Linked DNA regions of Homo sapiens: region 1 is linked to region 2. The links are chromatin loops, found by intact Hi-C in ENCODE. Cell type or tissue: endothelial cell of umbilical vein. All regions are shown on one strand. Each heading gives the region's core, and the rest is flanking DNA. Links, peaks and the distances in the headings are about the cores only.

Region 1 (10,001 bases), core at 558-8,557, 170 kb before region 2:
GGAGGCTGCAGGACCACATTTCCTGCAGATTGTAAGAAACACAGCTCAGATGCCCTGGGCAGCATCAGCTGGCACTTGGAGCTGCTGGGACCAGGGCTTGACAGGAGGGGAGAAGCTTCCACCTTAAGGAGACACTACACAGAGCCACATGCATGCTCCAGGACAGAGCAATGGCACTGTACCCACCACCCAGCCCCACCCTCACTGGGCATCTCTTAGAAAGAGGTAGGATAACTAACGGGGACAGATGGGGTCAAAGCAACTGGAGACGCAGGGACAGAGGATAGGCTTCCGGCTGCCGGTGGGGGATGAGGGGTGGGTGGCTGAAGGGAGAAATCCTTCCCTCCTGGGGGTTCTTTTTGGGAGGAGCTGGCTCCCTGCAGTCTGATCCCGCAGAAGCAATGGCTGGGTGGGGCTGGAAGTCCCCAGGGTGGTGACAGCCTTGTTCTTCAACACAGTTCTGCATGGGTAGCTGGGAGTGGGGAAGAGGATATAGGTGCTCAGCCCTCTCTGGAGCCCCCTGGCCCCCCTGTGAGGAGCCTTCACCCCACTCCAGGTCCTTCCTAATCTGCCCAGGTGGGTCTCACACCCAGCTCTACACCTGTCTACAGTCCGTGCACGCCACCCTCCAAACCCACCTTCGCACAATGCACCCAGTAGACACCCACACACCCCACCAGACCCTGCTCAGACCTTGTCTGGTGGTACCCTCCAGCTCTGCCTTCCATTAACAGGGTGGTGGGAGCAGAGGGGGGTCTGCTTCTTTGATCCCCTGACTTCCTGTATTTCCCCCAATCATTGCACTTTCGTTTCCATATTATAGTTACTGAATTCCTCAATTTCCTCATCTGTAAAATGGGAACAATAATAGTCCCTATCTCAAAGATTTACTATGCAGGTTAAATGGATAAGGGCTCATAGTTTAGAAAAGGACACAAGAAAACAAGTCCATTAATAATTCCTATTCATACATAGTTACTAAGTAATCATTATTAATGCACAAACCCACATCCTACTCACAGATGACTCTGGTGTACAAGTGAGTAAATGCTGGTGAAACAACCATGGCCACTCCAGAAGCAGATGGTTCAAGTCCAGTCCAAGCTCACAGGGTTCTCTAACTTGGACAGCAGAGGCTGGTGTGTGGCCAGCCAGGCCAGTGTGGCACCGTGCTGGGTGCTGTGCAGGGATCGTCTCTGTTAATCCCCATGATGACCAAATTGGGGCTGGGCAGAGGAGAGCAAGGATGCTTTTGCAAAGCTGCCTGGGAAAACTGGAATGTGTACCTGGTCTGAGAATGGCGAGAGCCTGGCCTCTTCTGCCCACCTCTTGTCCCCAGCCCCTGGTCCCCAGCCCCCGGCCCCCACCTCCAGCTAAAAGGCCAGCAGGAGGTACAATGCACCTCCCACTTCCACGTGTGGCCACAAAACCTCATCTCACGTCCGGCCATGACGCTCCAGGCTTAGCAGGAGTCTGAAATTGTGCTCAGAGCTGAGCAGGGGGAGCCGGCTGCAGGCGATGCCAGCCCCGGGTGCCAGGCTAAGTGGCTTCCAGGCCCTCTAATCACCCCACTCCCAGAATCTGGCCATTAACTCCCTCCAGGCACAGGAGGGGGAACTGCCACTCTCCCTGCCTGGCTTTTAGTCCAATACAATTAGGAGCCATTATTTCTGTCGTGTTGATTCTTGAAAAATCATTTTAAATTGTCGCCCTTTTTTGTGCTTTGGAAAAGGAAAATGCCAAAGAAGATGAAAACAGAAAAGCGTACCCACACCCCCCGCCTGGCTCCCAGTACCCCCCTCAGTCCCCCCATTTCTCCTGACCTGTTCCCTTGGCAACCGTCAACTCGCTGCTGCAATATTCAAAGGGAATCTCACAACTGCACATCAAATGGGACGCAGGGGGTATTTTCAGTTGCCTGAGACCCAGTGGACGGACAGACAGACACACACCCCCTCAGGGAAGACAGAGACACAGAGAGGCAGAGACGGACAGAGAGAGACACAGAGAGAGAAGAGCAAAAAGACCCGGCACAAAGAGACAAAGACCCCCAGGGAGATAGCGACGTGGGGACCCAGAGATGCTGGAGTGGATGCACAGAATGAGACAGAGACAGAGCAAGAAAGAGATGTATGTGCAGAGTGACAGACAGACAGACACTGATGAGGAAAGAGACCAACCCAGAGAGACAGAAAAAACAGACACATGGCGCAATGCAGAGGAGACAGATGGGGCTGGGCAGGGGGATTGGACGGAGGGAGAAGAGGGGCACAGGCAGGAGGGGACGGACTGAGGGTGGCAGAGAGGAGATAGGAGGAAGCAGTGGGAGCCACAGTGCCTGGCCTGGGCACCACAGCCTCTGAGGGCCCCTCCAAGCCAGGCTGCCTCTCCTCCTCCCCTTTCCCTGCCCCAGGTAGGCTTCTCCCCTGACCAGACACCTCACCCTCGCTGAAGCACCCTGCTGTTTCCCGCACACACTTTGCCTCTCTTGCCTTTGCCACGCTCCTCCACAGCCAGCCTGGGATGAGGTTGTTGTGAGGATGTCCCTCTGGATGGCCACCCCACTCATTCCCAGACCCCTTACTCCTTCCTAAAAGTGAGAATGACATTGCGAAAGATGCCAATGGTGGAATTCCAGCCACCCTAGCAGACATTAGGGAAGACAGGCTCCCCTCAAAGCACATGGAGGAGGATCAGGAGGGTCCTGTGGTTCCAGCTTAGGGCTAAGGATCGGGGTCAGGGCATGGGAACCTGTAGCTGCCCCATACTCAGTGGCAGCCACACGGAGGGTGGAGGGAGGGGCCTGGCAGGCATTTCGGCCCTGTGGCCTCCTCTCGGGCCCTTGCTTCTGCGCCTGAGCCCCTACTCCACCCAGGCCCAATACTCCTTGGCTCTCAGCATCTGGCATGATTCTGACCTGAGGAGGCTGTTAGGCCAGAGGCTGGGAGAAGGGACCAGAGGAGTAAAAACGCTCAGGTTAGAAGTCAGAGGTCAGAGGGCATGGGCAAAGCTCAGGTCCCCCTCAGAGGGAGCATGGCAGGCAAACCTAGATTGCAGCACCCGTTCTGCCACTGACCACCGTGGAGTCACGGGGCCACTCTGAACCTCAGCTTTCCCACATATAAAATGGGTAAATAGGCCTTGCCCAGAGCAATTGCTGGAGCGAGGCTCTGAGAGTGCATGTGTGCAGTGAGCGAGGCTCTGAGAGTTTGTGTGTGCAGTGAGCCAGGAGCGAGGCTCTGAGAGTGTGTGTGTGCAGTGAGCCAGGAGCGAGGCTCTGAGAGTGCATGTGTGCAGTGAGCGAGGCTCTGAGAGTGTGTGTGTGCAGTGAGCCAGGAGCGAGGCTCTGAGAGTGCATGTGTGCAGTGAGCGAGGCTCTGAGAGTTTGTGTGTGCAGTGAGCCAGGAGCGAGGCTCTGAGAGTGCATGTGTGCAGTGAGCGAGGCTCTGAGAGTTTGTGTGTGCAGTGAGCCAGGAGCGAGGCTCTGAGAGTGTATGAGTGCAGCAAGCCAGGAGCGAGGCTCTGAGAGTGCATGTGTGCAGTGAGCGAGGCTCTGAGAGTTTGTGTGTGCAGTGAGCCAGGAGCGAGGCTCTGAGAGTGTATGAGTGCAGCGAGCCAGGAGCGAGGCTCTGAGAGTGCATGTGTGCAGTGAGCAACGCTCTGAGAGTGCATGTGTGCAGTGAGCCAGGAGCGAGGCTCTGAGAGTGTGTGTGTGCAGTGAGCCAGGAGCGAGGCTCTGAGAGTGTATGAGTGCAGTGAGCCAGGAGCGAGGCTCTGAAAGTGTGTGTGTGCAGTGAGCCAGGAATGAGGCTCTGAGAGTGCATGTGTGCAGTGAGCAACGCTCTGAGAGTGCATGTGTGCAGTGAGCCAGGAGCGAGGCTCTGAGAGTGTATGAGTGCAGCGAGCCAGGAGTGAGGCTCTGAGAGTGTATGAGTGCAGCGAGCCAGGAATGAGGCTCTGAGAGTGTATGTGTGTAGTGAGCCAGGAGTGAGGCTCTGAGAGTGCATGTGTGCAGTGAGCCAGGAGCGAGGCTCTGAGTGTGTGTGTAGTGAGCCAGGAGTGAGGCTCTGACAGTGCGTGTATGAGTGCAGGGAGTGATAGCTCTAAGGACAAACAGTGACCATGATGACAATGAGAACAATAATCATAATTTTTTGGCAGAATGAGAGCTGGATGCCTGGCCGGGGTCAGAACCTCAAAGCCTTGGGGCCAGCAGCAGGAAGAAGCCATGTAAGACTCCATGGAGGTGGGGCTGCAGAGCCCAGACCCACCCCCCAGCCTGGGCTCAGGTGCACTGGGGACCCAAGGGGACAAACTCTGCCAAGTTTTCAAAAGGAGCTGGAAATAAGAATTTTTAATGCCGAATTTGAGTTTTAAATATTGGTAACCAATTCATTTTTCAAAGCACGTTGCAGGCCAAATAAAACATCCAGGGCTAGATGGGCCGTGTTGGCCAGTTTGTACCCTTACCTCTTCTCAGTGAACCATCGCCTCAGGGCTTGATCCACCGACAGGGGGCACCCTTTCCAGGGCTGCTGGGGCCCAGCAGCTCAAAGAGGCTGTGCAGGAGCAGCTTAGTCCAAAACTGTCTGTCCCTGGGGGGCAGATGCTGCACACTGGGATCCATTCCCCAGACACCGTGGCTCCTGGAGGATCCTGGACCTCAGCCGGGCTGTGGGAGAGCCTCAGTTCTGCTGCAGCTCCTTCCCCACCACACCTGCCCCTGGTGCTGCCCCTGCTGCCCGGCACCTTGGACACACAGAGGCGCAGAGAGAGGGCCAGCGCTCAGGGCTCAGGACCAGGCACTGTGAAGGCGGGGAGGGTAGTCAAAGACCATGGTTCACAAATGGTCCTGGGCAGGTGGTGGGGATTGTGACTGCCACCCTGAGGAGCTCAATTAAAAAGCAGTTTCCTGGGGCCCAGCCCTGCAGAGTCTGATTCCTTAGGGCCAGTGAGTGTGCATTTTAAGAAGCATCCCGAGGGACTCCGATAGGTGTGCTGCAGACCCACTGAGAAGACAGGGAGGAGTGGGATCTGGTGTCCTGCCCCTCTGGCCCAGGCCCCAGGGCCCCCAGGACCTGCTGTGTCCCCAGCTAGTGCCCAGGCTCCTGCCATGGCTGCCCCTATGCCGGTGAATCTGAGGAGAGCACAGACTCCCCCTCATTGCATGGTGACTCCAGGAGGAAGCCATGGAGCATCTCCACCCACAGGTTCTTCTGGCTAGTGCATGCCCCTCCTGGCTCTTTAAGAACCAGGCCTGCAGCAAGCAGTGGGGGCTTCTCCTACCCAACCCTTGAGACCAGTTTGGAGGTGTTTGTCTCAGGCTCTGGTCTTCAGCTGTGGCTCTGTCCTCTTGGTCTGCAAGGGTGACTCCCCAGTCTGGCTGTGCATCCCAGGTCCCTAGAGGCTTTGGAAAACTAGGGTTCCCTGGTTTCTACATGAGAGAGAACCAGCTGGCTCCAGTGCCCAGCTCCAGGAACGCACCCTCCAGAACCGTCCTGGTGCATGAGGCAGCAAGAGTCCTCAGGGGGCCCTGCACATGCCCTGCGCCCCTACCCTGGCCCCAGCCTCAACATGGCCAGTCACAGAACCTAGCCCCCTGGCAGCATTTCTGGGGCATACCCAGGCCGGGACAATAAGAGCCCTCCCCAGGGATTTTTCCTGCAGGAACCCTGTGGGGAGAGAGGTCACTCCCTCTGGGGTGGGAGCTGCTCGTCAGTGCACCCCAGAGCTGGAGGAGCAAAGAAGAGGGCAGCCCCAAAGGCAATGGGATTCTTGGCCAGCTGCCAGGGCACCCCAGCCTCATCGCAGTTCCAAGAGAAGCCCCTGTGCCCTCACAGTCAATTCCCTTCTTGCCTAAGCTAGTTGGCGTTATGTCACTTGCAACCAAATATATCACCCTAAACCTACTGACTCAGAAGTTTTGTATTTTTAACAAGTTCCCCAGGTGATTCTCGGCCGAACTGCGCTTGAGAAGCACTGATGTACAGCACTGCCAATTAGGCTGCTGGTGTTCTTGGGACTCAGGCCATCTTCACGCTGGAATCTGTCAGTTCCAATTCATACCAGCCCTCCCCCTACCCCCAGCATCTGCACATCAAACCCCGTGATATAATCCCTGCACAGCCGTTGGGAGGGAGAGGGGTCTGAACATCCAGGCCCAATCACTGAGCAGCTGGAAACATGAAGCCCCTGGAGGGAAAGCCCCAGAGGTCTTCTCCAGAGAGAATAAAAGGTAGGGAATGCGAAAGAAGGGGCTCTATCCTAAAGGTTTGATCAGAGGAGAGCAAAGGGAGGAGTCCAGGACTAGTTTTATCTACCCGTTTAGCAAATATTTCCTGAGCTTCTACTGACTGTATCCCAGATACTGTGCAAGGTACAGGGGACCCCTGTAAGCAGGTGGGGGCTCCCTGCTCTCCAGGCCCTGACTTTGTCAGGGAGAGATATGAAATACCCAGGCCAGTGCTACATGAACATATGACTACAGACCCTGCAGGAAAGAAGCAGGGTCTCGGCACACACACTCGCCTCCCAATATCTATTCTCGCCTCCTTTTCAGCTGGGTACAGCCATGGTGCACACTTCCCAGCCTCTTCTGCAACTGGATGTGGCCACAAGAGAGTTCCTGCCAATGGAATTTGGGCAGAAGTAAATGTGTAACTTCTGTCTTAGTCTGACCAGGCTGCTATAACAAAATGACTTAGACTGGGTAATTTACAAACACAAGAAATGTATTGCTCACAGTTGTAGAGGCTAGAAAGTTCAAGATCAAGGCACCAATTTGATGTCTGGTGAGGGCCTGTTCCTTGTGGATGGAGCCTACTAAATGTCCCCACATGGTGGAAAGGGTGGACAGGCTCCTTCAGGCCTCTTTTATAAGGGCACTAATTCCATTTGTGAGGGTCCCACCCTCATAACTTAATCACTCCCTAAACACACCACCTATTTACACTATTACACTGGGTATTAGGCTCCAATATATAAATTTTGGAGGGACACAAACAGACTATACTTCCTTAGAAGTATCTTATGATTGGAGAGGTGAGTGTCCTCCTTCCTCGTCCTCCCTCCTTCCCATTGGAAGGGAGACGCAATGGCCAGAGCTGGAGCAGCCTTCTGGGTCTATGAGGGGTATGCCACATGTTGAGAGGCATGGAACAAGAGAGGAGCCTGGGTTCCTGAGGCTAACGGAGGTGCCGTGGGAGTCTGGCACTGTTGACCTCCAGACCTCACTTACAAAAGAGGGAGAAAGATATCTTTCTCTAGCTCTGTCATGGCTGTTCCGACACAATGGCCCTCTGAGAAATTGTAACAGGGGGATTCATTTCAACTGGGAAAAGACCTCTTTGAGGAAATCTCTTTGACTTGGGTACTGAAAGACAGACAAAAGTTGGCCAAGGAGAGAGAAGGAGGAGAAGCTCTTAAATGAGATAAATTCCAAAAGGAGGCTGCTTGGGCCGGAGCAGAGAGTTACCAGAATTGGGGGATCTGGAATGGGTCCCAGTTTGAGAGGTAGGGATGTTTTTTAAATAAAAATCAGTGGTTTTTTTTTTTTTTTTTTTTTTTTTTTTTTTTGAGACAGAGTCTCACTCTGTCGCCCAGGCTGGAGCTGGGGCTGCAAGGGGTGGGGGGACACAAGCAGCCTGTGGGCCAAGTCAGGGAGCTAGGGGCACTGAGAAACCCCAAGAGAGTCTTAAAGCAGGCAAGCAACAGAAACAGATTTTTATGGCTGAGTGCAATGGTTCACGCTTGTAACCCCAGCACTTTGGGAGGCCAAGGCATGCAGATCACCTGAGGTCAGGAGTTTAAGACCAGCCTGGCCAACATGGTGAAACCCCATCTCTACTAGAAATACGAAAAATTAGCCGGGCATTATGACACACGCCTGTAATCCAAGCTACTCAGGAGGCTGAGAGAATCACTTGAACCTGGAAGCTGGAGGTTGCAGTAAGCCAAGATAGCACCACTGCACTCCAGCCTGGGTGACAGAGCGAGACTCTGTCTCAAAAAAAAAAAAAAAAAAAAAAACAATGATTTTTATTTGAAAAACATCCCTGCCTCTCAAACTGGGACCCATTCCAGATCCTCCTATTCTGGTAAGCACCTGCCATCCTCATTAGAGGGCACCGTTAGTTGCCTTTTACAGATGCAGAATCAGAGAGGTTAAGTGGCATGCTCAGGGTAACTCAGCTCACATGAGTCCCAGCAGGCGCCTGAGCCCAGACCCACCTGACTCTCAGACCCTGAGATCTCTCTGCACTGTTTGCCACACCACTCCCATCCCAAGCCCTTACCCCCAGGTGACCAGGCTCCTGGTGTCCAGCCGGACCCACCTGGAGGAGATGCATGCTCACCCTGGCTGCAAGCACTGGAGGTTTTCAGGCTGCTCAGGGGCCTTAGAGAGCACTGGTCTCCCAAACACGCACCGCACAGATTGGGGACTGAGGCCCTGCAGAAGCAGGGTCTCCCAAGGCCACAGGATGCAGACCAAAAATGAGGTCCAGGGCTCGAAGCTTCTCAGGACAGGCTCTCAGGGGCCAGGGAGCTAGTCTGAAAAACTGCCCCCCATTCAAATGCAGCAGGCTAGCCCTGGCTTCCCACAGACAAGCCTCCACATCTGCTGTCCCTTCTTCCCTGCCCCTTGTCATCCCAGAATCCAGTGATCTGGGCCAAAGAATCCGGGCCCAACTCACAAGTACGAAAGGTGCCATTGCAGGCCGGATAGCAAGGGGGGCTGAACTCCCTCCCTCTTACATGGCTAACGGGGCTCATCAGCATTAATCATCGAGTGCTTGGGAGCCAGAGCCTCTAAGAGAAGGCACAGAGTGCAGCTGCTTAGGCTCTCCTTGCCCAAGCTCCAGACAGCGTGGAAAGGACATGGGCAGAAGAGGCAGAAAGTGGCTCAAGCCTCACCCCCACCCCTTCCAGAAGACTGTGAACTCCCCTGAGACTCCTTTCCTCAGACCCACCTGGTGGAGATGAAAGGACTTTGCAAACTGGAAAATGTTATGCTAATATGGAGACTGGTTATAATCAGGTATAGCAAAAGAGTTGCTGCCTTCATGGTATTTTAAATGTGGATAGTTTTCTCAGTTCCCCAAGTACCTTATCCGGCCAGAATTTACACAATTATGGAGTCATCCGTCCAGTGACAGGACTGCCTATTTCAAATCCCTTCTGGGAAAAGCAAAACCCTACTAGGAACAACACAACATTGTCTAATTAGTCATTTATACTTTAGTATAAATGAGTCTGTACCCATCCTTTCTGAGAGGAGAGCCTCAAGCAGGAAAGGGAATTTTATTAGGGAAAGGTTGATGGGAAGGGATGATTATGGAGCCAGGGACAGAGACTTGCTGGGGGGTCCCTTCCGGAAGTTGGGATCAGACTGGACACAATTGAAACCACAGGCCTTGTAAGGCCTGGAGGTAAAGGAGGACTCAGGGGGCATCAGGAGAAGGAGTTGGCTGCCTCCTGAGGCCCCAGCCTTTCTTTACCTTTAATCCTTCTCTCCTGTGGGCCCTGCCGCACAGCCTGCAAACATGCTCAAGATTCTCCCACCCGGAAAAGTCCCTCTTTCAGTCCCCTGCACATCTCAGCAGACAGAATGTGGGCTTTGCAGTCAGATGATCTTGAGTTCCATGCTTCACTCTGCCACTTGTCCACAAAATGGCTTCAAGAACCACTGTTTTACTAATCTTTGTACCTCCAGACCCAAACCCAGAGCCTGGTACAGAAAATAAAAATAAAAAACAGGCTCCAAAAACATTGTTGAGATGGATGATGGATTTTCTGAGCTTCAGTGTCCTCACCTGCAAAATGTTATCAAGGAAAAGCAGAGTAAAAATATTTGTTTATACTAAAGTATGAATGGCTGATAGGATTTTGCAGAGATTTTAAAGAGGAATATCCCCAGACTCAAAGGGACAACAAAATAAGCCCTTCCTCACAGGGCAGTGGTGAGGACTAAATGCAGTTATTTATGTATTCATTTAATAAAT
Region 2 (10,001 bases), core at 1,084-9,083:
TGGCCCCGTCGCAGGCTAGGGTTGGGAAGAGACCCTGAGTTGGAGGTGAACATGCAGGACGTTACTTAGGGAGGGCTCTTGCGTTGATACTGTGGACAGAAAGGGCAAGAGAAGGCAGGGCTGGCGGGGAGCTGTGATGAGCTACAACAGAAGCCCCAGCAACGCAGGCAGAGATTCTGAAGATCGATGGCCCTTCAGAGGGCCCCGGGGAGCTGCACCGGTTGCTCATAGGGAGGGGAGCGACCTCAGTTGAGGCAGCTCTCTGCAGCTGGGTGTGCTGACTCCCGGCGGATGGGGCGGTGGAGCGGGGGGGGGGTCCGAGCACCCCCACAGATGCTGTCCAATTAGGAAGGCTTCTGTGATGCCTCATCTTGTACATCAACTTGGCCTGGCCACACTGCCCAGTTTCTGGTCAAACTCTGGTCTAGACATTTCCACAAATGTATTTTTTTAGATAGAAAAAATATTTAAGCCAATGGACCTTGAATAAAGCAGATTACCCTCCATCATGTAGGTGGCCTCATCCGATCAGTCAAAGGCCTCAATAGAACCAAGACTGACCTCTGCCAAAGAGAGAATTCTTTCAGCAGACGGCCTTCGGACTTGAGCTATGACGGCAACTCTTCCCCGGGCCCACCTGACGGACTGGGTTTCTCAGCCTCCACAGTCGTGTGAGCCAATTCCGTAAGATAAATCTCTCTCTCTTCTCTCTCAATCTCTCTCTCAATCTCTCTCTCTCTCCAGGAAAGAACTCCAGGGTAGCTGGGAGCTTGGTATGTTCCAGGACAGCAGGGAGGCCAGAGCCGCTGTCAGTGTGAGAGGGTCGGAGTACAGTGGGGCCCTCCCTGCATGTGGGGCCTCATAAGGTGGCATAGATGCACGCTTGTTCTGTGTGGACAGGGTTTGGGTGGGGGTGATGCTTCCTCTGTTCCCTGGGTAGAGACTTGATGTCTGGTGGCCTGGGGAAGGCAAGGAGGCCATGTGGAGGCTGCTGCTGTGGTCCGGGTGAGAGGTGACGCCACTGTAGGGCAGCTGGTGGCATGCATAATTCAAAATAGGCATATTGACCAGATGCAGTGGCTCATGCCTGTGATCCCAGCACTTTGGGAGGCCAAGGCAGGAGGATTGCTTGAGCCCAGGAGTTTGAGACCAGTCTGGGCAACATGGGGAGACCCTGTCTCTACAAAACATTAAAAAAAAATTAGCCAGAATAGTGGTGTGCACCTGTGGTCCCAGCTACTTGGGAGGCTGAGGTGGGAGGATCACTTAGGCCCAGGAGTTGGAGGCTGCAGAGTCGTGCTCACACCACTGCATTCCAGCCTGGGCGACAGAGTGAGACCCCACCTCAAAAAACAAAAAACAGGGGTATTTTGCAGGCAGCATCTAAAGGCCCAGCTGCTGGCTTGGCTGTGGCCTTTGAGAAAATGAGCACAGTCAAGATGGAAGTACAGATGTGGGCAGGCCCTGTTCCAGCCTCCAGATGTTTCCATCCTAGCACTGGTAAGGATGAACTCATTTGTTGAAGGGGGAAGTCATGTGCTCCAGGAGGGCAAGGGAATGGGGCATTGTTGAATCCTGCCTTATCCCTGAGCCCCCACAACTAGAGAAATACGAGTAACACCAGTGGAAAGGCTGCCTTCCTTCCATACCTGTGGCCACTAGGTGCTCTCAGCCCTGCTGCAGGCTAAGGGCGTGGCCACCCCCTGCCCAGGTAGCCTACAAGGAGGTTTGTGCCAAGCCCAGAGCCAGAGCAAGAGCTGGCTCTGCCTGGAGGAGCTCATGCGAGTTGAGGAGATAAGGCACAAAATAATTAGTGAGCAGAGTGTATAATTAAGCGCTAAATTGTGTGTTTCAGACTCACTGAGCTGTGGGAGTGTGAGGTGGGGGAGTCACACCAGGCTGGAGTGGCTGGGTGAGGCAGCTTCTGCAGGTTGGGGGCACGACTAAGGGGGGCAGCCCAGAGAAGGGACAAGGTTCCAGGTGGGGGCAAGGCAATGGGGCGAGGGGTGGCAGGAGCACAGTGAGGTGCAGAGAAAGGGAAGAGAGCGGCCATCAGTGTGATGGGGTCTGCAGGTTGGGGCCCCAAGACTGCATTGGGTAAGCAGTGGATCCCAGCACCTTGTGATACGCTGGGCCTCATGTACCACATCTGTGAAATGGGGATGCTGGATGTATTCCATGGGCAAGTCTGTGTACAGGTCCAGCCCAGGGTCTGGTACATGGGGACACCCAAGCAGACAGACAGGCAGGCACATAGACAGAGGGGACAGGCAGACAGACGGGAGGAGCCAGGTGGTCAGACAGATGTTCAGACATAGATGGGCCAGACAGACAAGCAAGAGAAGTTCAAATAGACAGCTGGATTCCTGTGTCCCAGCACCTGGCCCTTCCACAGCCCTGACCAGAGCAGGTCCTACCCACCCTCATCCTGCTCTGAGAGGCGGAAAGCCTGGGGCTACCAGGTGGCCCCGAGACTGAGGGCTCTGCGTGGTAGGGTGTCCTTGTTGCAGCATTCAGGAGCTGGGATTCTGGGAGAGCTGGGCTGACTTCAGGCTTTGGGGGCCAGGGCCCAAAAGTTCAAAAGGGCCCAAGAAGATGGAAGGCAGGGATGAGCATGGGTGGCCCTGGGCTGGAAGGAAACCAGGAGGCAGAACCATGAGGGACACATGCAACCTGGCCAGGCTGGGCCCCGGGCGGTCAGGCCAGACACAGGAGAAGGGCAGCATGTCACTAGCATGGCAAAGGATCCCAGCGGCACAGGAGGCTTCCCCTTGGCAGTGCTGTGTTTGCTGCCTGGCTTAATGTGCCGCCGCCTGTTAAACAAATATTGTGACAGGCCCACTCCATACACTCAGGGACGGCGGCGGCACTGGCTGTCACCAAGGGTGGCCAGTAACGCGGGCACTCTGCACCACGCAACCTCTCCTTCCAACTCAGAGCAAGCCTGCTGCCTAAACAAACACAGGGCTTGGCCACCACCAAACACACCCAGAGGAGACACAGGAGTGGGGCCCAGCCTGACTCCAGCACTCCTGCCCCACACATGCAGGCAGGAGGAGGCAGCCCCACAGGCCCCTCTGCCCCACCTGGCACGGACACATCCAGCCAGCAAACACTGAGCATCTGTCACGTGTGGAGCACTGTCCTGGAAACAGGGAAAAGGGCGGAGCTCCCACCTAACAGAGGAGGCTGGCCACGGACAGAAGGAAATACAGCATGCCTGGCGACAATACAGAGCCAGGAGAAAAGCCACAGGTAGAGCATGACAGGTGTTAAAGCAAACTAAAAATGGCCTGAGAAGGACTTCATACTTCTATATGTTAGTCCTTGTGGATGAACTGTAACCTAACTTAATAGGTAGACAAAATTGGAAAAACTGTGTTCAAATAAGGCAAACGCCAACCTATAACCAATCCAGCTGTTTCTGTACCTGAATGCCGATTTCTTTACGTCATTTTCCTATTTTCGTCTATAAATCTTCTTCCGCCATGTATCTGCGCTGGAGTCTCTGTGACTCTTCTGTGATTCTGCGGGCTGCCCGATTCCTGAATCGTTCATTGCTCAATTAAACTTCTTTAAATTTAATTCAACTAAAGTTTTTCTTTTATCACAGGGCAGTCAGGGAAAGCCTCCTGGAGACTTGGGCAAGAGACCCAAAGGAAGTGAAGGGGCGGGCAAGATGGGAGAAGAGCATCTGGAACAGCATGTGCAGAGACCCAGGGCCAGGGCTGTCACTGGCATGTTCCGGGGCTGGTAAGGAGCTGGGTGTGGTGGAAGCGGACTGTGCACCAGGAGAGGGGACCATGAGGCAGAGAGGTCCCCGGCACTCCGTGCAGGCCTCTAGGCCATTGTTGGACTGTTTCCTCTGAGCAGGTCATGGAGTGCGTGGAACAGAGGAGGGAGGGACGGGACCTGACTTTGGGTTTAGGAGGGGGGTCCCTCTGGCTGCTATGGGGCAGGAGCAGAAGCAGCAAGGCCAGCAAGGAGGCTGCGGCAACAGCTCAGGAGTGGTGGGGCGGGTGGCCCACACCACGGTGGGAACAGAGCCGGAGCGGGAGGTCAGATTCTGGGTGTATTTTGGAGGTGGAGGTGGCAGGGTTTCCTCACAGGCCGGATGTGAGGCGTGAGGGAAAGAGAAGAGACGGGGCAGAATGTGCTCATTCACTCATTTGTTCATTCATCCTACATTCACTTTGTCTTTTTGACTAGGTGGGCAGGGAGTGTGGCAGCATTGATGAGAGTAGCTTTGTGGTAACACTCCTCTTAAACATCAAATACGCAGCCTCAGCCACACAACCAAGGAGGAAGCCGCTCTTCCAAGAGTCTCCCATCCTTCTGTCCCTCCTCCTCCAGCCTGAACCCCTGCCCAGAGCACAGGGACAGCAGGGCTCCAGAGCTTCTGACCTGCCTGGGGTGGGGGCAGGCCAGGGAAGGGTTGTGGACCATGGCCACCTGTGAACCCAGTCCTGGAGGGATGCTGGGCAAAGATGAGGCACAGGGCGAAGGTCGGAGGCAGCGGCATGCTGGCCCTTGTGCAGCGGGGCAAGGTCTGGGGCACCGAGCGGCCTCACGCACCTGGCTGGAGGCTCAACTGTCCTGAGGCCGGGCAGCCACTGCAGGATTGTAAGCGGGAGCAATTTTGTTTAAGACATCGCCCTCTGGTGGCCATGTGCAAGGTGGCCTGGAGAGACAGCCCTGGGAGGGCTGTGGCCCCAGCTAAGGCAGGAGGAGGGCTCAATCAGCCATCTGTCACCTCACCACAAAGAGGACAGAAGGCCCTGTGCCCCCTCCCACCCAGACCCTCACACTGCCACTGTGTGCTGAGCCTGTCCCTGCCCCACTGTTCCCTCAGCCCTGGTCCCAACCTCACTGTGACCTTGGGCAATTTCCAACCCTCACAGCCTCCATGGAAGAGCAGGGCCCCAGGGTCTCTCAGCCAGAAGATCTACCAGTCCTAAATCCACACTTCTTTTTGCAGAGCCCAGCAAAACTGGGCAAGACAGGCCTGCACCCCTCAGGAGGGCTGTGTCTACCGTGGTAGTACAGCTGAGCGGCCTGATTTCAGCATTTTTAAACAAAGCCTCCAGATGGACTTTGTCTGCCTGCTGGGGAGGGCTGGGCAGCTGCTGCACTCAGGGACTTTCCTCTAATTGGATCCCCTGGAAAGGAGAACAGCCCCAATCCCAGCCAGCCCATCCATCCATCCATTCATTCATTCCTTGAGAACCCATCATGTGAATCAGGGCCCTGAGCTGGGGTCTGGGTGAGCAGGAAGAGGAAGGGCTGCACAGATGGCGCACACACTTGGGCGGGGAGACCCACGGTCCTAGGCAGGCAGGGATCCGAAGCATCATGAGGAAGGCAGAGATCCAAAGCATCATGCAGGAGGCAGAGTTAAGCAGGGTGGAGCGACCGAGCAAGTGCTTCTCCGAGGAGGTAACATTTAAGCTGAGGCCTGAATGGAAAAATGGAGCCAGCCACACCACAGTCTGGGGAGGTGCTCCCAGAGGAGGGGACTGCAAGTGCAAAGGCCAAGAGACCAGTAGGAATGGGGGCTGTTTAAGGACCAGCACCGGAGAAGGGGGAGGTCAGGATTTCAGCGGGTGCCTCTCAGGCAGGGCCTGTGTCTGTGGCAGGAATAATCTATATTTTACACCATGTGCGCTCGGAGGAGGCTGCTTCAAGCCTGCTGGAGCCGCTCCCTCTGCTGTGGTGGGGACTAATGATACCACTCGTCTGTGCACAGCCGCTTTATTATTACTTATTGGCCCACATGATCCTCCACCAGGAGGAACTGTTAGGCTTATTTAATGGATCAGGAAACTGAGGTTCCGAACAAGAAGCAGAGCTGGATTTGAGCAGAAACAGCCATTCCAGCTGAATTCAGCCCTTAGAACTAGTTTGTTTTACCTGTATAGCTTTGAAAATTTGAATCCGTTGCCAACTCTACAACATTGGGAGCCTTCACGTCGAAGATGTTTTGGCTTTCGGCATCTCTTCAACAGTCTGTGGCACTGGCTATGGCAGTGTGAGCCCTGGCTCTGCACGGGGTTGTCTGCAGATGCCCCTTCAAACCAGAGGTCACAGCCCCCACTCTCCGAATCCCATGCCCCTCTGGTGTCCTGCCCTGCTCCCCCAGCACCTGAGTTTGCCACCTGGGCCACCTCTGCTTGAGGTGGGCTTGAGCCCACCTGCTGTGGTGAGCCCGTCTTGCTTAGCTGACAAGGGACACATACACTAGAGAGTCTCTGAGGGAACAAACAATCCTCCCGCACCACTCCCCACCCCGATTCCACGACTGTCTCCTCAGTTTCCTGCCACCAGACCTGAGACTCCCAACTGCAACTTTCAAGATGTGAATGAATTCAGAGACCCTAAGAGCCAGAGACCATGGATGGGGCTATCCTCCAAGGGGAAACTGAGGCCAGTGGGGTTCGGGGCCGGCCAGCTAGTCACTCCTGGGGCTTCTGGAGACATGCTGTGAAGAAGCACATTCTTCCCTTCACCTTGGGGCTCGGAGCCCCAGCTCTGCCTCCATTTAGCTGTGACACTTGGGCAGCAGGCCTCAGTTTCCCCAACTGTTCACTGACAGAATCACTGTGAAGTTCATGGGGGCTTCTCGGCTCACGTACCCATTGTCTCAGGAGAGGAGCAGCTTGTCTCTCTGGGTTCAAACTCAGCCTCCACTTTTAGCTATGTAACCTTGGGCAGGTAGCTTAATCTCTCTGAAGCTTGGCTTCTTCATCCAAAAAAGGAGACGCATTATTGGGATTATTATGAGATTCCAGGAGATGATTCAAGAAAAGCCCTTAGCACAGAGCAAGTGCTCAGCAAATGTGAGCAAGAGCAGGGAGTTGTGAGCTGACCCGTGTCCCCTCCCCAAGGGCTTAGGCCAAGGTCACGACCAACAGGCCAGCGTCCCAGAGAAGGCCAGGCTCTAGGCCTCCTCATCCAGAGTCCACTTGGCCGAGTGGTATAGTCCCAGACTGAGGTCACCCTCCACTCCCATGTCACTGAGTCCCTGCCATGTGCCAGGCAGCCCTGTCAGTGCTGGAGGGAGGTCCCGTGGAGACAGAGACTGGGAGGGTGCTGCCCTGAAGTTCTAGGGGGAAAAAGGAAGGAATAAATAGGGGAGTGGAACAGAAACATCCAGGGAGGAATTGGGACTACTTGGTCCATCGGGGGGAGAGAGAATTTTGGGCCATCAGGAGAGGTTGAGGGGCATTGCCAGGGAAGGGCTTTCCAGGCAAGGGAGCCACACGTGCTGGGGCAGGAGGCAGGCACAACCCTGAGGCCTTGTGGATAGCAGGAAGGCTGTTGTGCCCGCTGCAAGAGGAGAGGAGGGGAGAGGGGAGCCGCGGTGTCAGCTGGGCGGCAGGGCATTCATGGGGATTCTATTTTAAGGTGACAGGAGCCCTGGAGGGTTTGAAGCCAGCTCGGTGGTGGGCTTTCCATTCCACACCAAGGCCAGCGGCAGGCTCAGCTCAAACCCTGAGAGTCTGGCTCCAAACAGCTCCAGGCAAGAAAATGAAGCTCGGAGGGGAACTCAGGAGGGAAGGATTGGGGTTGGGAAGGTGGTGCGACTGGGGAGGGAGGGGCACAGGCTGTGGTCAATGGGTGCGGTCTGAGGCTGGGGGTGCGAGCTGGGGTCTGGAGGTGAGACACGGACTGGGTGCTGGAGAGGGGACATAAGCTGGGGTACTCAGGAGGGGTCAAGGGAGGAGGGACGGAGCTGGGGCAAGGACTGGGTCCGGGGGAGGGGTAGGGGAGTAAGCCAGGCGGTGTTGGCGCAGCTCAGAGCAGACGCACAGCCCGGGGCTGGGCAGCAGGGCAGGCGCTGCCCAGCCCCTCCGAAAGGCGCAACTGAGAGGGGCCTGCGGCAGTCCGGAGGCGCCCCCTCCTCTTCCCCTCCTCCTCCTTTCCCTCCCCTCCTCTTCCTTCCCCTCCCCTCCTACTCCAACCCCTCCTCTCCCCTCCTCTCGCTGCCTTCCCCTTTCTTTTACTCTCCCCTCACCTCCCCTCTCCTCCCCTCTTTCTCCTTCCTCTCCCCTCCCCTTGCTGTCCTCCCGTCCCTTTCCCTACCCTCCCCTCCCCTCCCCTCCGCCCCCCTCCCCTTCCGGAGCCCGGCCCCGCGCGCCGCCATGCCTGGTGCCGCACCGCCCCCTGGTGCCCACGTCAAGCATGGCGCGGAGCGACTGCACTGTGCCCGGGCTGCACTGGGGGCGAGAGGCCAGGGAGCCCCTACGGCCTCCAGAGGCCGGGCGTTGGGGGGGCCGCAGAACGTCGGGGACTCCCTTGGGACCCACGCTCAGCTCCGCCCTGCCCGCACTCGGCTGGGTCCTTGGGGCCCCTCCCCTCTCTGGATCTCGCTTCACAGCCAAGATCACCAGCTGGGAGTGGCCAAGGTCACCAGCTGGGAGTGGCCGACCCAGCGCCAGGCGCCGTCCCGCAGCGCTGTCCCCGTCCCCGCAGGCCAGCAGGCTGCACGACTGTCTGAGCCTCAGTGTCCTCATCTGTAACACGGGCATCATCATATCCCCAGCTTCAATCTTCACGTCTCAAACCATTGAAATCTCAGCAGTAAGAATCCAAGTATCCAAGTGCCAAATTCTCCATCAATGTCTACATAGTTTTGGTTTAAGTCTGTCTTTTCATGCATTTCCTTTTAGCACTGGAATGAAGTTCAAGCAACAGGCCGGTCACGGTGGCTCATGCCTGTATTTCCACCACTTTGGGAAGCCAAGAAGGGCGGATCACTTGAGCCCAGAAGTTCGAGACCAGCCTGGGTAACACAGGGAAACCCCATCTCTACAAAAAATTTTTAAAAATTAGCCTGACTTGGTGGCGCACACCTGTAGTTCCAGCTACTGAGGAGGCTGAGGCGGGAGGATCGGGAGGATCGCTTGAGCACAGGAGGTCGAGGCTGCAGTGAGCCGTGATCACACCACTGCGCTCCAGCCGGGGCAGCAGAGCAAGACCCTGTTTAAAAAAAAAAAAAAAAAAAAAAAAAAAACCAGACACACAAGCGACAGTGAACCTCAGAGGCTGGCATATAAAAAGGGTGGTTTTTGAGAAGCAAGACCCTCCAGAAGTCAAGCTTTAGCCCTATCAAAAGATGTCCAAGAAACTTTTTTTTTTTTTTTGAGATGGAGTCTTGCTCTGTACCCAGGCTGGAGTGCAGTGGCACGATCTCAGCTCACTGCAACCTCCACCTCCCAGGTTCAAGCAATTCCCCTGCCTCAGCCTCCCAAGTAGCTGGAACTACAGGCATATGCCACCATGCCCAGCTAACCACACCTGGCTAATTTTTTGTATTTTAGTAGAGACGGGATTTCACCATGTTGACCAAGATGGTCTCGAGCTCCTGACCTCGTGATCCACCCACCTCGGCCTCCCAAAGTGCTAGGATTACAGGAGTGAGACAGCGTGCCCGACCAGAAACTATCTTTAAGCTAAAAATGCACTTAAAGAAAAAGGAAAAGTCAAAAGACAAATGAGAAACTGGGGAAAATGTTTGAAACTCATTACAAAAGTCTAGCACAGGGTCAGCAGGCTGTTTGTGTAAAGGGCTGTGTAGTGAGTACTTTCAGCTTTGCAGACCATGAGGGTATCTGTGGCAACTGTTCAGCTCTGCTGTGGTGGCAGAAGGCAACCACAGACAGTGAGTGCAGCTCTGTTCCAGTAGAATTTTATTTACAAAAAAATTTAAAAGGCAGTGGGCCCAATTTATCCCACAGGCAACAGTTTGCCAATCCCTGGTCTAACCTAATACATTAAAAGCTTCTAGAAATCTAGAAAAGACAACCCCCCCGAAAATTGGCAGAAAACTTGAATAGACAGTTTACAGAAAACTCAAAAGGCCCCTAAATGTATGACAAATGTCCAACTCCACACATGATAACAGAAATGGAAATTAATGACATCAAGTTACCATTTCTCACCTATCAGAACAGCAAAGAATTCTAGTGCTGCCGACAGCGTGTGTGTGTGTGTGTGTGTGT

The links. A loop is a pair of places that touch in the nucleus more often than their neighbours do. Peaks named below come from ENCODE experiments on the same cell type or tissue, not always from the same donor. Only the 100,000 strongest peaks of a DNase experiment are listed, where the experiment ranks them.
Region 1: it touches region 2 in a loop (2.9-fold over the local background); 4 of 110 quality-filtered maps call a loop at or near these places.

Annotation. Positions count from the first base shown.
Region 1 is chr3:127,369,671-127,379,671 of GRCh38, forward strand. The region is part of intron 1 of LINC02016 (long intergenic non-protein coding RNA 2016); the gene reads right to left. Among named protein-coding and RNA genes, the nearest start is that of LINC02016, 16 kb to the right of the region's middle. In endothelial cell of umbilical vein, for the core only: CTCF peaks have their summits at 4,514 (motif pointing right) and 4,716; no DNase peak of the experiment used is centred there.
Region 2 is chr3:127,539,771-127,549,771 of GRCh38, forward strand. LINC02034 (long intergenic non-protein coding RNA 2034) reads left to right here. Exons shown (of 7, transcript XR_007096067.1): 5 at 515-671; 6 at 3,614-3,753. Among named protein-coding and RNA genes, the nearest start is that of LINC01471, 7.0 kb to the left of the region's middle. RefSeq lists a silencer at 8,154-8,473. In endothelial cell of umbilical vein, for the core only: CTCF peaks have their summits at 4,667 (motif pointing left), 8,233 (motif pointing right) and 8,436; DNase peaks (open chromatin) are centred at 4,631 and 8,391; H3K4me3 peaks cover 928 bases.